Regions from separate parts of the Mus musculus genome. Here region 2 is linked to region 1. Evidence: chromatin loops called from intact Hi-C (ENCODE). Cell type or tissue: heart. All regions are shown on one strand. Links, peaks and the distances in the headings refer to the core of each region. The heading gives the core; the rest is flanking DNA.

Region 1 (2,817 bases), core at 2-2,501:
CACATGTATGCACACACATACACACTCACACATACACTAAAAGTAGTTAATAAAAAATTAAGTCAAACAAATGTCCCCATCCTTTTTCCATCTGTATGTACCCCTCACTAGTTGGAAGAAAAGGAAATTAGTTGTTTCTCAGCAGGTACTGAGTTAATCCAACATCTCCTATAAACATCTTGCTCTGGATGTTGTGGGATGAGCAAGAACAAGGGAGTTGGGGCAGAAAAAAAGGAACAGTTGTGCCTGCTCACAGACCCCTCTCAGAGAGGAAAATAAGGATGCCCAGAGAAGAACATTTACTAACTGAACCCAGATTCCTAGTCATGCAACAATGGTCTCCACGTCACGTTTATAATAATTGGTAAATCTTCATTGCAAATGTATTTGTAGTTTTGAGTAATTTTGTTTGTGCTGAGGATTTTTGTCAATGAAATATTGTGGTTTAAAGGACAATAAAGGCATCTTGACAATGCCTTTATTGGTTGCTGGCTTATTGTTCATCCATGTAAGATTTGCTTTGTGTAAGGAAAAAAACAACTATTCATGTTCTCTAAGCCATCCTTAGTGAAAAGGCTGCCTGCCTTCATCACTTTGTTAGGATACTTGACAATAATTCACAGATATTTGAGGGCAATACGCAAGCTTCCAAATACTGCCCAGAATAGTGATAAATACCATAGTTTTCCAAAGCAGTATACTGGAGCACTGTCCCCTCAGGCAGAGTCTGTGCTACTCGCTGTGGGTTGCTCTGCTTCTTAACTGCAGCCTGCTCAGAATTATTAAATTTTTTTCTTCTTCCCTCAAGGTAGGGCATGAGCTTCCTTTGTGAACAATGGGCATCAAACTGCCATTTAAAAAAAATTAAATGTGTGGTAAGTACAGTCCTTAATGTTTCTCCAGAGCATTGAGTCACGTTATAGAATTATAAAATACTACCAGAAAAGGGCACTCCACATAGCAAAACAGACATTTTATAAAGTTCAATTTGGCAATTCCAAACCACATTTAATTTTCTCTGAAAAATCCCCACATGACAGGAAGATATTGGTCTTTGTGGCTTTCATATCTCTTCCAGGGAACTACCAAATGACAATCGTTTGGAATTAGCATTTTTCCCATAGACAGACACTAAATTACTTATATCAATAAAGTCACATACGCAATTTCATTAAAATAAAAACCTAAAATAAAGTTTCCTGTATTGCTATGCTGGGATTCATGCAAATCAGAAATCCACAGCATACTTCAGTATGAATCTCTTGTAGTACTCCATCTTCACAGATAGGTGGGGCCAGCAATTTCTGTTTTAATTATAATATTTTAGCATATTAAAATCTGTATCTAGATGAAGCAGATACTTCAAAGCTTCAAAACTGATGAAACTGCACAGCTCTCTTTTAAGGGATAATATACGACTAAAACACCCCCTGCTGATTTCACAGGCTTTTGCAGGGAGTTATGCATAATTTTCTGAAATTCAAAGGCTTAAGATCAGATATTTATGATGATAAAAACTAGATCTCAAGAATTATTAAAACCTTGGAAGACTTTCCTAAGATGGATTTTTTTATTTCATTCAATAATTATTTAATACAAGGTTAATAAAAAAACACAGTAGAATCAAAAGATGTGAATTTTTGACTCAGCTCTAGCACTTACCAGCAAGGGAAAGTGACTGGATGCCTTTGTGAAACTTCAATAAAGAATTTAAATGAGAACTAAATGAAATGGCCCGGGACATAGCTTTGTAAATGGGACACAATATAACAGACAAAGATCAGTAAAGATGGCACGATGAAGTCCTAGTTAGACCCAGGTATGACTTCTTAGAAATCTAACATGCTGCTTATCATCACTGGAATACTTTGGTTGATATCACTGCTTTTAAAAGTTCATGTGACTACATCCTGGGTCACCTGAACATCTTTCTTGAGATTGACATACAGTGTGTGCAGTTTTGGCAATCTTAGTGCCAAATGATTTGACTTCAGTTGTTTCCCAAGCTAATAAAAAAGCAGAAACAGACACACTCGATATGTTCTCCCTTGTGATAGATTTTTAGCAGATTTGTTTGAAACCAGAGAATTCTACTATATGTGATACACTACAACACGAATGAGTTGAACTAGAAATGAATCCAGACAACAGAAAGAGTAGTGATTTTTATGGCATCTTTATTATAAAATAATAAAGCCATGTGTGTTGGTTTGGTGGGTTTGCATATTTTTATTGTGTGATTTTAGTAGTCATATGAAAACTGTAGATCTAAGTCTACACCTAATTTCATATTTCTATACATTTAAATAACACAAAATGAACATGTTAATTAACTTAAAATAATTTCAGTTGATACAGTATTTGAGAAGCTTGGCTACTGAACTTGGAACTTGAAACGTGAAGAACTCGGGGTATCTTCTCTAGATGCATTGCTGGTGACCCTGGGTAGGTTGAATGACTGTACTTGCTGGTATTTCTTCCCTGCAGTATAGGAATAATAACATTTCCAAAGGAACACAAAGGTAAAAAAACAAACAAAACAAAACCTACCAACCATCCAAACAAAGCCCAATTGCCTGAATAGACACCTTCTAGGTATAGTGTTTTATGGAGAATATTATCTCTGAATCAAATATCAAATCAAAGTTTTTTTATGACACTTTGGGGAATTGCCACCACATTCTCACTTTCTAAAAGAGATACATCAGTCAGCCCATGGTTTCTGCTGATCTAGCAACCACTAAAGTGGATATGTGGACTTTTTACTTCTCCACACGGCCCAGAGTGGTCTGGTTTTACATTAGCTTTTTTTTTTTT
Region 2 (2,817 bases), core at 3-2,502, 1.2 Mb before region 1:
CACCTAAATGTCTCTCTTCTTCTAAGAGTGAATGAAGAGAGACAGAACCTTATCTCTTCAGACCTGTACCAGAGCCAGGTCAAAGTTTATGATAACCCCCTTGTATCTCCCAAAACCAGTCTATGCTAGCAGGAGGATTCAAGAGTGTACAGACATCTGAGAAGCAGAGTCTGACTTAGTGGCACAAACTCATAATCCCAGTTACACAGTAGTAGGATGCTTGCCTAGTAAGCATAAGGTCCTACATTTGCCCTCTTGTACCATACTCCCCCTGCCATCTACTTTTTGGCATGTGTCAATTTTCACTTAAAACTGTATCATCTACAGAGCAAAGGAATTCAAGGCTTGGTCTTGGCCTCCTGATACATTGTAGCCAGAATTACCTGGAAGTCAACCTCCTGATACACTGTAGCCAGAGTTACCTGGAAGTCAACCTCCTGATACATTGTAGCCAGAGTTACCTGGAAGTCAACCTCCTGATACATTGTAGCCAGAGTTACCTGGAAGTCAACCTCCTGATACATTGTAGCCAGAGTTACCTGGAAGTCAACCTCCTGATACATTGTAGCCAGAGTTACCTGGAAGTCAACCTCCTGATACATTGTAGCCAGAGTTACCTGGAAGTCCATCCACATTGCAGCTACTTGGGAGGCACTTATGATTGCCACCGTCATAATTTTACCATGTGAATTATTTTTTATCAGTATAATTTGATAGGACTGGTCTGTCCCTTTATCAGTTTGAGCCTGTCCTAATAGGAAAACACTGGCAGCATCAGTCATAAGGCAGACATTGATGGATTCAAATCCAGTTCAATTGTTGGTCCTTTCCCATCTCCAATTCTGGTTCTAAAAAGGGAAGAGTAACACACATTAAAATATGATGTGAATGTTTAGTCCCCAAAGATTTCAAATTCGAACTGCTTTATAAACTTAAATAACCATTTTTTCCCACTTGAAATTGTCTATGGGGCTTCTTTCCATTATGCGTGTTTACCAGGAGTTACCTTTTATTCACAGGTAGTATTCTATTTGAATGGTCACAATTTACCTGACCAGTGGCTGCCAGGTCTCTGAATTCTTTACTGTATCAGTGACAATGAACAGAGCCGCTGCAAGTATTTATGTATAGGTTTTGTGCGGTCATACATTTTCACTACTATTGATGATAAACCTGGCAGCAGAACAGCTGTGTAGCACAGCAAGTGCGCATGTCACTTATAAAGTGCAAAGCAGTTTTTAAAACTGACCCGACTGATTAGTTGCCTCCCCTCCAGCAGTGTGGTGGAGTTTCACAGGCCATTCGAAATGGTTTCCAACGGGATTAAGAAGAAAGGGACAAGGTGTTTGTTACAGGAAAAATAGATGTGGGGCTTAGTTACTCGTGTGGTCTGTAGCTACGGCCGATGGTCAGTGTGCTCTCACACAGCCTCTGAATGACCTTCGTCATCACTGTGTGCTGAAAATGTTATCACTAAGAGCTGATAGAAGATTCAGGACTGAATCTTCTTAATTTTTGCTGTCTCAGCTCCCAGCACCATCTAGTCTACCATGGCTCTCAATGTGCATTAATGGGCTCAACAGCAGGCATCACTAGTGGATGAGGATGGGTGGGTTCAACAGCAGGCATCACTAGTGGATGAGGATGGGTGGGCTCAACAGCAGGCATCACTAGTGGATGAGGATGGGTGGGTTCAACAGCAGGCATCACTAGTGGATGAGGATGGGTGGGCTCAACAGCAGGCATCACTAGTAGATGAGGATGGGTGGGCTCAACAGCAGGCATCACTAGTGGATGAGGATGGGGAGAACAAACAGCAGGCATCATTAATGGATGAGGTGCCACTGGAGAGTTACTTTGCTTCTTGTTTTCTACGTATTACCAGTGGTAATACATATTACCCAATAACATAGTAATTAAGGCAAATAATAAAATAATGGTTGTTGGAAGGTTGGTGAGATGGCTCAGCAGATACAAATGGTTGCCAGGCAAGCCTGATGATCTGAGTTCACTCTCTGGGACCCACATAAAGGGGCCAAGGAGAAAATTGCATCCAGTAGTTGTTTTCTGACATCCACTGGGCTCTCCTGTAGATAGACGCCTCCATTTAGCTGGCAATGGCACGTTCTTCCTCCCTCTCTCCCCTCTTCTCCTCTCCCCTCCCCTCCTCCTTCCCTTTCTGCCTTCCTTCCTTCCTTCCTTCCTTCCTTCCTTTCTTCCTCCCATCCCCATTTCCACCCTGAGGACAAATTCAGGTCCTCTTGAGTTTGAACCAGGACAGATTGATTGGCTCTAGCTCAAGTATTTTGTGGCTATGAGTGGGATGTTTCTATGGATTCTGTCTGTGCCCAGGAACAGTTCCTTCTCTTCAGGTGTGTACTTTGTTCTTCTTTGAAATGCATTTCTGGGTGCTGCTGCTATCCTTCAAATATCCTCATCTGCAAACCCAGACTGGATCAGGCCAGAGAGTTTATTTATGGTCATTTAAAGTGGAAGCAAATCTCATCGGCCATTCTACACATGATCACAACACAGAACTGTAGAAACAAGTACAGACTGCCCTAGGGAGGGGCGCTGTGGAGCTGGGGTGGTTCACAACCCAAGAAGAGACCACAGGATTGCAGGGGAAGAAGGCAGCATTCTAGGGGTGTCTGGGGCTGTAATGGGAGGCTGGGATTCAAGATGGCTCCTACTCTGTGACTCTGTGGGTAATTTGTTTGCACTGAGCTGTAGAGTGCTCAAACAGCATCTTCAGATTGGCCAGCTAACAATTTGTTTTCTATTTGATGCACCTGCTTCACGTTTCTTTTTCTCTCC

The links. Peaks named below come from ENCODE experiments on the same cell type or tissue, not always from the same donor. Only the 100,000 strongest peaks of a DNase experiment are listed, where the experiment ranks them.
Region 2: it touches region 1 in a loop (3-fold over the local background); 2 of 42 quality-filtered maps call a loop at or near these places.

What each region holds. Positions count from the first base shown.
Region 1 is chr17:3,559,207-3,562,023 of GRCm38, reverse strand. It overlaps 1700102H20Rik (RIKEN cDNA 1700102H20 gene), which reads right to left. Exons shown (of 2, transcript NR_045303.1): 2 at 2,161-2,481. Among named protein-coding and RNA genes, the nearest start is that of Gm34155, 1.9 kb to the left of the region's middle. In heart, for the core only: a CTCF peak has its summit at 1,282; no DNase peak of the experiment used is centred there.
Region 2 is chr17:4,793,474-4,796,290 of GRCm38, reverse strand. It overlaps Gm34371 (predicted gene, 34371), which reads right to left and starts at 1,581. Exons shown (of 3, transcript NR_168645.1): 1 at 1,250-1,581; 2 at 618-848. In heart, for the core only: no CTCF peak of the experiment used is centred there; no DNase peak of the experiment used is centred there.